3 separate regions of the Homo sapiens genome follow, and all the other regions are linked to region 3. Evidence: read pairs that join two places in POLR2A ChIA-PET (ENCODE). Cell type or tissue: Panc1. All regions are shown on one strand.

Region 1 (4,000 bases), 240 kb before region 3:
CTTATCGGCTATTGAAACATGTCACCTAGATTTTGAATTATGGTGTAAAAGGTGAGAAATTAATACACACACACACACACCTACATATTGTTTAAGAAAAATATGAGCTAGTGGAAGAGAGTCTATTCCCTGTGCTGTTGCTGATATTGATCACGGGAATACACAAACAAGGAAATGTGTGACATCGAGCAGCCCTGTGATTTGTGCCCAGGAACACCAACCGGCACTGTTGATTACAGCCAAGAGAAACACACGCAGATTTGGGACTCGAGTATCTAAGATATGAGTATACTCTGAAAAATATCAAAACAAAGTTTATAAGAAAACAGAACATTAGAAGCACAAGAAGGATCACATTCGATTCCTTTGATAAAGATAATAAATAAGTATCATACCTATAGCAAATGTGCAATATGAACAAAAATAATTATTTAAAGCCTAAAGATGGGGGAAAACCATAAAATAATTCTATTTTTAAGAAAAGACCATGTGTAGATGTACATAAATGTGTAAATGTTTAGTTCCCACTTATAAGAATATATCACAAATATTAAAACTTAAATCTCTGTCACTCTCAAAATTCATCCATGTAGAACAGAAATCTCTTATTGAAAATTGTCCCATCTCTACTAAACATACAAAAATTAGCCAGGCATGGCGGTGTGCACCTGTAGTCCCAGCTACTCGGGAGGCTGAGGCAGGAGAATCACTTGAACCTGGGAGGCAGAGGTTGCAGTGAGTCAAGATTGCACCACTGCACTCCAGCCTGGCAACAAGAGCGAGACTTTGTCTCCGAAAAAAAAAAAAAAAGAAAGAAAAGAAAAGAAAATTGTATGATAAAATATCAATATCTCACTTGGCTCTTATGATATGGCTCTCGTTTGGCTCTCAATATAAAACTACATCTTCAAATAAATTATTTCTTTAAAAAACACCAGTCTGGGCACAGTGGCTCACGCTGGTACTCCCAGCATTTTGGGAGGCCGAGGCGGGTGGATTGCTTAAGTCAGAGACTTTGAGACCAACCTGGGCAAAATAGCGAAAACTCATCTCTACAAAAAAATACAAAAATTAGCTGAGAGTGATGGCACACACCTGTAGTCTCAGCTACTAGGGGGGCTGAGGTGGAAGGATTGCTTGAGCCTGGGAGGTTGAGGCTGCAGTAAGCTGTGATTGTACCACTGCACTCCAACCTAGGCAACAGAGCAAGACCCTATCTCGAAAAAAAAAAAAAAAAAAAAAAAGACCCAAACAAAACTAGAAATACCATATTACATTCAGGTATATATTTTCCATTAAAATACTATGGTCTATAAATGTATGGCCCAAAATAATAAATAAGCTAAATAAATTGTGGAAAACTAATAATTAACAATAAAAATAACAAGAACAACCACTACCACCGGCATACTGATCTATGCCTAGCTTATGGGCTACCTCCTGTGCTCAGAGCAGACATTACTAATCACACCACTCTCAGCAGAGTCCAGAAAAGATCCAACATTCTTCTCAGCACAGTAACGCAGGCACCTGTTGCCAGACATCCTAGAGCACAGGATAAGCCTCCTTGCAATACATAGACTCTACTTATTTGACAATTTGCAGATCAGTTATTTCCTAACTTGTATGACTACAAAAGCAATTTCAACAGACTAATATCTATGTAATCATTGGCCTCCACTATGGAGTTAAAGAACTGTCCTTGGGGAGAGGAGGAAACTGTCTAACGGAGGAAACTGTCTAACGCACTTCAATTTATTAAGTTCCAAATTTTATACATTAAATTCATTTAAATATGGTTTTTCAGGATCGATGCACTGAGGGAGGGAAAAATTATACCAAAATTAGCATCTTTTTTAAATTTTTATTTTAAGTTCCAGGGTACATGTGCAGGATGTGCAGGTTTGTTACACAGGTAAACATCTGCCATGGTGATTTGCTGCACCTGTCAACCCATCACCTAGGTGTTAAGCCCAGCATGCACTAGCTATTTATTCTTATTTATTTATTTATTTATTTATTTATTTATTTATTTATTTATTTTTGAGACAGAGTCTCACTCCATTGCCCAGGCTGGAGTCTAGCTCTGTTGCCCAGGCTGGAGTGCAGTGGTGCAATCTCAACTCGCTGTAACCTCCACCTGCCAGGCCCAAGTGATTATCATGTCTCAGTCTCCTGAGTAGCTGGATTGCAGGCGCCTGCCACCACGCCTGGCTAATTTTTGTATTTTTAGCTGAGACAGAGTTTCACCATGTTGGCCAGGCTGTTTTCAAACTCCTGGCCTCAAGTGATCTGCCCGCTTCGGCCTCCCAAAGTGCTGGGATTACAGGCATAAGCCACCATGCCCAGCCCCCAAGCTATTTATTCTGATGCTCTCCTTCCCCCCGCCCCCCAAAATTAGTATATTTTACAACAGTATGTGTTAAAGAAAATGAACTAAGCATTGTGTACAACCTTGTCAACTACTGTGACCCCGACTATTCTCCTCACCTCTTCCAAGCAACTCAATAAGCAAATCACACTTTCTTCCTAGGTACTTCAAGGCAGAATCTAATCACAAAATATATCAGCTCTTCTTTAAATATACTTATTCCTGGCCATCGATTATATAATTAAACTAAAACTCAATAGGTCATTATACTTCTGCTGTGTTCAGTGCCTTGAATCAGGAGAAAGATGTCCAGCTTTAAGCCTTTTCCATCACAGGATAATGGCATAGGAAGAAAAGAAGAACTTTGTGGAAGGTCTGAACTAGACACCATATTTTAAAATAAATATCCTTATTACCTTCAAAATCATACACATTTTCTTCTCAAATGGCAAACCTCCCACCCAAAGCCCAGCTGAAATATTTTTAAATGTACATATATACATATATAACATGTACATACATACAGAGACAGGAAGAAAGAGAGTTGTTTAAAAGAATAAAAGGGCTGGGCACGGTAGCTTAGGCCTGTAATCCCAGCACTTTGGGAGGCTGAGGTGAGCGGATCACTTGAGGTCAAAAGCTCGAGACAAGCCTGGCCAACATGGTGAAATCCCATTTCCACCAAAAATACAAAAATCAGCTGGGCATGGTGGCGCGCACCTGTAATCCCAGCTACTCAGGGAGCCGAGGCAGGAGAATCACTTGAACCCAGGGGGCAGAAGGTGCAGTGAGCCAAGATCACATCACTGCACTCCAGCCTGGGGGACACAGCTGGAGTCTCAAAAGAAAAAAGAAAGAAAAGGACAGGCACAGTGGCTCATGCCTAAAATCACAGCATTTTGGGAGGCCGAGGCAGGAGGATTGCTTGATCCCAGAGACCAACGTGGGCAACATAGCAAGACCTCCTTTCTACAAAAAATTCTCAAATTAGCCAGGCGTGCTGGTGTACACCTCTGGTCCCAGCTACTCGGGAGGCTTAGGTGGGAGGGTCATTTGATCCTGGGAGGTCGAGCCTGCAGTGAGCCATAATTGCACCTCTGCACTCCAGTCTGGGCAACACGGCAAGGATCTGTCTCAAATTTAAAACTTTAAAAAATAAAGAATAAAAGCATTGACAGTAGAAAGGAAAGAAGGAAGACCCCTTAGTTGATAGTCAATGAATAGGAGCAGATTGATAGAAAAACAAAACAGCCAATGATATCAGACAGATAGGGGCTCTGGAAATGTCACCAGGCCCACAATGGCCAGGCTATTCAAAAAGTGCATTCAGATCAGCTGGCTACTCAGGTCCTTTGCACCCTCCTTTTACTCCATATAAGCAAAGCACGTTCCTCCAGCAGAAGAGGCATCTACCCCAGGTACAGATTTAAGCTTGTCTCTACAGAAAGTGAACCATCCGCCTGAGCATGGACATACCCTGTCTTGAGGCCAGAGATGAGGAATATTAGGCCTGGAGGTGACTTGGGTATCTCCACATCAGACACCAGGTAGGGGGAGCAACACTACTCAAGCGTAGAATATTCTAAAGCTCTTGACCCCTGGAATACAGCCCTCCTTGCTTTTGTTTGT
Region 2 (4,000 bases), 220 kb before region 3:
AGAAAGAAAGCAAATCACAAAATCGTCCACATGCAGATTAACTATAAAAGAAAGCAAGGAAATTATAACCACAAAATTCAGGATGGTGGTTCATCCAGGAGGGAGGAGGTGTGGTCAGGGAGGGCTCCATGCAGTACAGCTAATCCCTTTCTTAAGCTCGGAGTCAAAGACAAAAGTGCTCATTTTATGATTCTTTAAACTGTGCATTCAATTTAAAGCTTTTTGCATATATGATATATTTATCAAATAAAGTATTATTTAAAAAAACAGGTAGAAAAGTCAAGTTTACTCCATTAAATGCCAAAAGCAAAATAGTCATATATACAAGTGGCCACAAAATAAGATAAAACAAGTGGTTAAGCTGAGATTTCTGGGTGCCTATGTCCCAGATCTTATGCCGGGCTTTCACATCTAAAATCTTATTTAAAATAACAGAGAGGTTATATGGGGTTTCAGAGAAAAGGGAGATGACACCTGGTTGGGAGAACAGTCTCCCGGGAAGGGTTGCTCTTTGACTTTTGGCGGTAAGGCAGAGTAATGTGTGTAAGTAGTATTAATAGCAGGGAGATGCAGCATCTCAGGTAAAACAAAAAAGCAAGATGTGGAAAACAGGCATCAAAGGGACCTTGCACATATCAAAGAAACACCAAGCAACACCGAGAAAAACCATTTGGGACCTTTATCTTAACTGTGTGTCACTAGAGGTAAAGGTTACTACAAACTAGTTTTCAAATCTGAAATTCTGTTAAGAATCTAAATGATACCTAATAGCCAATGAAATTCCTTTTTTTTTTTTTTTTTTTTTTTTTGAGACGGGGTCTGGCTCTGTCGCCCAGGCTGGAGTGCAGTAGCGTGAACTTGGCTCACGGCAACCTCTGCCTCCGAGGCTCGAGCAATCCTCCCACCTCAGCTTCCTGAACAGCTGGGACTACAGGAGCGCACCAGCACACCCAGCTTATTTTTGTATTTTTTGTATATTTTTTATAGAGACAGAATTTTGCCATGTTGCCCAGGCTGGTCTCAAACTCCTGAGCTCAAGCCATCAGCCCGCCTTGGTCTCCCAAAGTGAGCCACTGCACCTGGCCCTGATCTGTTAATTTATTCATAACTTAACATGACATGAAAAGGATATTTAAAGCCAGACTTATTTTTGCATTTCCGAATTTCATCAGTAAATCATATAATCGTGAACACCAGCTTACTCCACCATCAAAAGGGAAAGTTCTGACTTTCCATCTATTTTTTCTGAGAGATACATCACTTTGAAAACAGGGCAAATTTCATGTCATTTTTACAGCCAGTTGCAATCAGCTCAGCATGTTTTCTCAGAAATGATACTACTAACAGCTACTATCAATGTGAATAACTTTCATTCCAGGGGTTTTGGAATGTGGCTACCAGTGCCATTGTTCACTGGGTCTTTTCATTTTGGTCAGGAGCCAGGGTTAGTTCAGACATGCTAGACTTGTGTCCTTGCATTCTGCCTGCAGTCCTGAGAGCATAGCATTCTCCCTGGCCAAGGAGAGCATAGATATAATCCATTCTTGCTCTTTTGGACTTTTGGAAGGTGCTTTAAGCTAAACTTGGCATTAAACTGTTCCATTAGATCAACTTTCACTGCAAGTTTTAAATTAAGCAAACAAAAAAATTTCAAACACACACAAAACAGCTTCAATTTCTTATAAATATAAGGCTTTAAAATATGGAGAAAAAAAGGAAAGAAAAAGAACAAGTTGAAAACCTATAAGCCAAAACCTTCTACTTTGGAAACAATGACAGTGTAGATAAAGTTTTGTAGTGTATTAAAAAAAAACAACTTGTAAAAGAAACAACATTATTTAATGGCATGTTTATCAAATGCAACATTAAATACAAAATTGTCTCAGTCATCAATCTCAAGCTAAACTTTCTTAAAAGTTCCCAATTATAATATCAGAGTTGCATGTAAAGGTTCACAATTTCAAGGGAACTTAAAGACATTTCAAACATCCTTTAAATTACTGCTGAACTGTAAATTGGTCTAGTATATAATTTAGTTCATTTCAGAACCAATTCTGAAATCAATCATAGTTCATTTCCTTAACTATAGGTACAAAACATTTAGACCAGGATTCAGATGTGCTGAGTATTAGGTTTGGCTCCTACTAATTGTGTAAAGTTGAGCAGGTCAAAGGTTCTAAGCCTTGATTTTCTTTCTTGATCTGCCTATATATTGGGTGTTTGTGATGATAAAACAGATGGGTATAAAAGTAATTAAATATTAAAACATGAAAGATTATAATCCATGTTATTATAAATGATTTAAAAGATTACATATTAGACAGGCTTTACTATCACTCACCCCCATTTATCAAGCTTACTATTAACCACCACCCCCAGCAGTCGGGGTGAAGCCCCCCTCACTTGTTCAGCCTAAGCACCCTGCACCTGCGTCTGTCATTGCTCTTATCATGTTGTATGAATTACAGATGTTATTTTCTGGGTGCCATTCCACCAACCCAGGCACTCCGTATGGTCTGCACCACTTGTGCTGGGCACAGGCACTCTATCTGTTGGATGCTGAGTGAAAGTTCCAGGATGAAAATGTTAACATTGACATTAACAGATGGACAATTAACAAAATCCCAGAATACTAAAGGGCAAGTCTCATTCCAAATTTCCTTAGATATGTTCAGAGAAACTAGGGAAATCACTTTCTAGTATCAAAAGGCACTTCAAATACTTTGTGACTACTTCAAAGGGGAGGAAGGGGAATGACCTCTTGAATATACAACGTTAACAACCTTATACTTTCTACCAAATAAAGCAAAATAAATATTCTCAAATTAATTTTAACAGCTGGAAAAGCATAATGCTCTGTGCCAGCCAAACATTTGTTCACACCAAGTTATTTTATTAAAACTCAGGTTATTTACTGCGTTGATTAAAACTCTTTCCATTGTCTCAACTTTTTTCAGTCATGTAACATTAGGAAAATTAAAATCAACTTTAATTGACTTGAGAAAGAAAGTGTGGCCATTTTGTTAACTGTGAGTTTTAGAATTAAGGTTATCTTACAGTGATAATGCCAATCTACAGCTCCAATTTATGAGGAACAAAATAAAGTCATAAGATGGCCAGACACTCCAAACTGGGGATCCTTCTTTGGGAAGGTTTCAATGAAAATACTAGGTCATATTTTAAGGAAACTTGATATACAACAATTTGATACAATAGCATTGGGGTACTGAGACATTAATTTGTCATACAGCCTTTGGGTTCTGCCAAATACAAATATTTTAAGTCCCTGTGACACTCTCTTCACTATGCTAGGGTTTAATGCCCGGTCATCTAAAAAATAGCAGCTGGAGATGCAGCCAGATCTCCCAGGCAATGATGAAGAGGTGCTTCTAAATGACAGAAGTTATAGTTTAAAGAGACAGTACAGCTGATTAAGCCTCTCAGTGTAAAGCACAGATGGAGAGCTACCACTCCCCACAGCACATCTGCCTGTAATACATGTGGTCACATTCCATCTCGACTCATTCTTCATATACATTAGGCAGTATCAACATTCAAAACAAAAGAGGGGGTTTCATTTTCAGCTAATGGGGTAAAAGTCATCACAAGGCACAGAATTTTAGAGAGTCCTAGAGATTACCTGGAATGGTGGTTCTCAAACTTGAGCGTGTATCAGAATCATCTGGATTGCTTGTTAAACCAGCCTTATTCTGCACAGCTATTATATCGTACACCCTCTTGCCTACTCAAAGACATCACTCTACAAACTGTCTCCTTTTCCTGTAATATTTTCCCCCTCTACTGGCTCATATATTTTAAAATGGTTTTATTTATCTCATTTTTTTTAAAAATCCCCTGGAACACTGGTTCCTCCTCTGCCACCTCCCATTTTTCTCTTCCCTGTATGCAAAACTCTTCAAAAACCTCTCTATGCTTGCCTTCTCTAACTCCTCTGTTTCCATTCTCTCTTCCATTTCAATCTAATTCTCATCCTTACCCC
Region 3 (4,000 bases):
AGTTGCTCTTACTGTCCTTTATCTTCCTCCTCCCTGGACAGTTGAGCGTGCATTTTTTGCTTTATTGATATTATGTCCATCATGGTCATTGTGCCATAAAATGGCAAGATAAATTGTCCCTTGAAGCCAGGATCATGCTGGCCATCTCTCTTCTTGGATGTACAGAATAGACAAGGCTCCTTCTTACTCTGCCACCCCGCCCCAACCAAAACAAACAAACAAAAATCTAGGTACAGGAAAGAGGAAATGTGACTTGGCAGCTGCTCACCAAAGACAACTGGAGTCATCTACTTGATTGGAGGTTCCACATGATGAAATTGGACAGCCACAGGGTTGGGAGCTTGTGGGCCCTCGGAGGAGGTTAATAGAAGGGCAGTTTGTGGGGAGGTGAGAGTTCCCTCTCGCCCCTCTCATATCTGCTCTAAACCAACCACATCTAAGACACTATTTATACCTTTGAGCACCAACCTGTAAAATTTCAACAGGAGGAAGGATCCCAAGCAGCAGATTTCTCCCTTGGAGAGCTGGTCTCCAAGAGAAAGAGGGAATTGAGCTTCAGGGAAATAGATTTCATTTCTGTATAAGAATAAATTTCCTAATAGTCCTGGAGGGAGCGGGACAGAGGGTATTCCAAGTCTAGGGGACTTCCTCCCACTGAAGCTAGACAGAGGGGCTAAGCATCACAGGGCTGGTAGAACTGACCAGCCTTTGGGCTGAGATCCAATTTGTGAGGCTGTGGTTTCCAGTTCAGTTGACACTGAGGAAGTGGACAGTCCCTCCCTATCTACACCCTACAGCCTCTGCCAAGTGTTGCTCTGTGGACCAGCCATGAGGATTCTCCAGGGAAACACAAGAAAGACCGCCTGGCAGAGAGCAGCACATCCCTTAAGATGCAGCTTCTAGTCCTGCCCTCAGGGGCTCAGACCCAGGAACCAGGGAGTTGCTAAGTGCTCTGCCCAGCTGAGGGGTGGATCTCACTGTCTGGGACCAAAGGCTCCCAGGGTTCTCAGCTTATCTCTATACACAGATAATTTACCCTTGACCTTTCCTTACCAACACCCCTTCTCCTTCACCAGAATTTGCTTACCCCTGCAGCAGATGCTGTAAGTCCTGCTCACATTCCCTCTGCCCACGCTAGCTCTGCCAGGCAGCCTCTAAGATGGCTCCAAGGAGACCCATCTTTCAATGTTCATGGCCCTTGTGATCTCCTTGAGTAACTTGCATCTGACCAATAGAATATGGCAATGCTGAGGGGATGTTACTTCCATGAGTAGGTTATAAAACATTCTAACTACCATTTTGTGAGAAGATTTTCTTGCTTTGAAAGCAAGGTGCCGGTTTAGAGAGGCCCAGTAACAAGAAAGTGAGGGCAAAATCCAGCCAACAGCCAAGAAGGAGCCCAGGTTCTCAGTCCAACATCCTTGCAGGAAATACAGTGGACCCTTAAACAATGCAGGAGTTATGGGTGATGGCCCCAGACAGAGTCAGAAAAATCCATGTATAACTTTTGACTTCCCAAAAGCTTAACTACTAATGTCCTGCTGTTGACAAGAAGCCTTACCAATCACATAGTCGATTAACACATATTTCCTATGTTCTATGCATTATACACTGCGTTTTATTTAGTTAGTTAGTATTATTTATCTATTTTTGAGACACAATTTCCCTCTGTTGCCCAGGCTGGAGTGCAATGGCATGATCTCAGCTCACTGCAACCTCCACTTCCCAGGCTCAAACAATTCTCGTGCCTCAGCCTCCCGAGTAGCTGGGATTACATGAATGCACCTCCACTCCTGGCTAATTTTTGCATTTTTAGTAGAGACAGGGTTTCATCATGTTGGCCAGCCTGGTCTCGAACCCCTGGCCTCAAGTGTTCCACCCGACTTGGCCTCCCAAAGTGCTGGGATTACAAGTTTGAGCCACCACACCCAGCCTATACACTATATTCTTACAATACAGTATGCTAGAGAAAAGAAAAATGTTATTTAAGAATCATAAGGAAAAAATATTTGCTTTTTTTAATTTAAATTATTAATATTAATTATTTTAAAATAAAATTTAAAAAGAAAATATATTGACTATTCATTGAGTGGAAGTGGATCATCATAAAGGTCTTCATCCTCATCATCTTCACATTGAGTAGGCTGAGGAGAAGGAAGAGGAGGAGGGGTTGGTTTTGCTGTCTCAGGGAAGGCAGAGGAGGAAGAAAGTCCATGTGTAAGTGGACCCATGAAGTTCACGCCTGTGTTGTTCAAGGGCTAACTGTAAATTCTGCCCACCACCATGCAAGTGAATTTAGAGGTGGATTCTTCCCCAGCTGAGCCTTCAGATGAGATGCCCACCCCACCCTGCTCAACAGCTTTATCGCGGCCTCATGAGCGACCCTGGAGCAGAGCATCTCTCAACTAAATCATGCCCAGGTCCTGACTCCCAGAAACTATAAGCTAATGAATGTGTGCTGTTTTAAGCCATTTTAAGCTTTTAATAAATACACTGGCTTTCTGCATCTCTCTTCCTATGGGCGTTTTCTGTCTCAGGCTTGACCCCAGCAGAAAACATTACCAGAGCAACCTTCAATCACTAGATTTGGACAAGTTTCCCCAGCTTCCAGACCTTAAGTGGGATGACTCCAAAATAGGGGTCTCCGAGAGTTCCTCTCACTGAGCCCGAGTGGTGCAGAGTGCCCACTCACGAAACCCACTTTGCAGGTTTTCCTCCTCTCTGTTTTTCGTGTCCTCACTCCTCCTAATATTTCCTGAGATCACCTCTGCAAAACCTACTTGCACCCATGTGTCTTGTTTGCTTTTGTAAAACCTGAACTAACATAGACTCATCACATTACCAGCTTTTTTTTTTTTTTTTTTTTGAGACAGAGTTTTGCTCTTGTTGCCAAGGCTGGAGTGCAATGACGGAATCTTGGCTCACCGCAACCTCTGCCTCCTGGGTTCAAGCAATTCTCCTGCCTCGGCCTCCCGAGTAGCTGGGATTACAGGCAAGTGCCACCACACCCAGCTAATTTTTTTTTTTTTTTTTTTTTTGTATTTTTAGTAGAGACGGGGTTTCTCCATATTGGTCAGGCTGGTCTTGAATTCCCGACCTCAGGCGATCTGCCTGCCTCAGCCTCCCAAAGTGCTGGGATTGGGATTACAGGAGTGAGCCACCACAGCCAGCCCTTTCTTTTTTTTTTTTTTTTTTTAAAGACAGAGCCTCACTCTGTTGCCCAGACTGAAGTGCAGTGGTGTGATCTCAACTCATTCTGACCTCCGCCTCCTAGGTTCAAGCGATTGTCATGCCTCAGCCTCCTGAGTAGATGAAACTACAGGTGTGCACAACCATGCCTGGCTAATTTTTTGTATTTTTAGTGGAGACAGCGTTCCACCATGTTGGGCAGGCTGGTCTCAAACTCCTGACCTCTAGTGATCTGCCCACCATAGCCTCCCAAAGAGCTGGGATTACAGGCGTGAGCCACCACGCCCAGCCCAACTTACCACCTTTCTGTGCTTATAAAAACCTAGAATTTTTCTTCTACATGTCCAGGCTCTGCTGTTGTGAGGTTAACCCACACCTTGGGCTTCATCCCACCACAACCCTCCACCCACCAACCCCTAGTGTAGCCCTGGTGTGGCTTTTCAAGTTCCTTGCCTTGAGACCCACACTTCCTATAATCTTCTACCCCTTCCTCACAGAAGCCTCTTCTCACCAAAACTGAGCCACAAGTAGAATATGGTAGTTTGTTGGTCAAAACTGATTGCCACTCGAGTATGATGGCTCATGCCTATAATCCCAGCCTTTGGGAGGCCGAGGTGGATGGATCTCTTGAGTTCAGAAGTTTGAGACCAGCCTGAGCAATATGTCAAAACCCCATCTCTACAAAAATATACAAAAATTAGCCAGAGGCCAGGAGTGATGACTCATGTCTGTAACCCTAGAGCTTTGGGAGGCCAAAGCAGGCAGATCACTTGAGGCCAAGAGTTCGAGACCAGCCCGGCCAACATGGGGA

The links. Peaks named below come from ENCODE experiments on the same cell type or tissue, not always from the same donor. Only the 100,000 strongest peaks of a DNase experiment are listed, where the experiment ranks them.
Region 1: POLR2A ChIA-PET joins it to region 3 with 24 read pairs; 3 of 35 experiments call an interaction of 5 or more read pairs at or near these places.
Region 2: POLR2A ChIA-PET joins it to region 3 with 10 read pairs; 4 of 35 experiments call an interaction of 5 or more read pairs at or near these places.

Annotation. Positions count from the first base shown.
Region 1 is chr10:21,032,947-21,036,946 of GRCh38, forward strand. It overlaps a transcript of NEBL not described here. Among named protein-coding and RNA genes, the nearest start is that of NEBL, 140 kb to the left of the region's middle. RefSeq lists a silencer at 654-830. In Panc1, no CTCF peak of the experiment used is centred here; no DNase peak of the experiment used is centred here.
Region 2 is chr10:21,056,759-21,060,758 of GRCh38, forward strand. It overlaps a transcript of NEBL not described here. Among named protein-coding and RNA genes, the nearest start is that of NEBL-AS1, 120 kb to the right of the region's middle. In Panc1, no CTCF peak of the experiment used is centred here; no DNase peak of the experiment used is centred here.
Region 3 is chr10:21,272,792-21,276,791 of GRCh38, forward strand. It overlaps a transcript of NEBL not described here. Among named protein-coding and RNA genes, the nearest start is that of LINC02643, 98 kb to the right of the region's middle. In Panc1, no CTCF peak of the experiment used is centred here; no DNase peak of the experiment used is centred here; H3K27ac peaks cover 3,885 bases.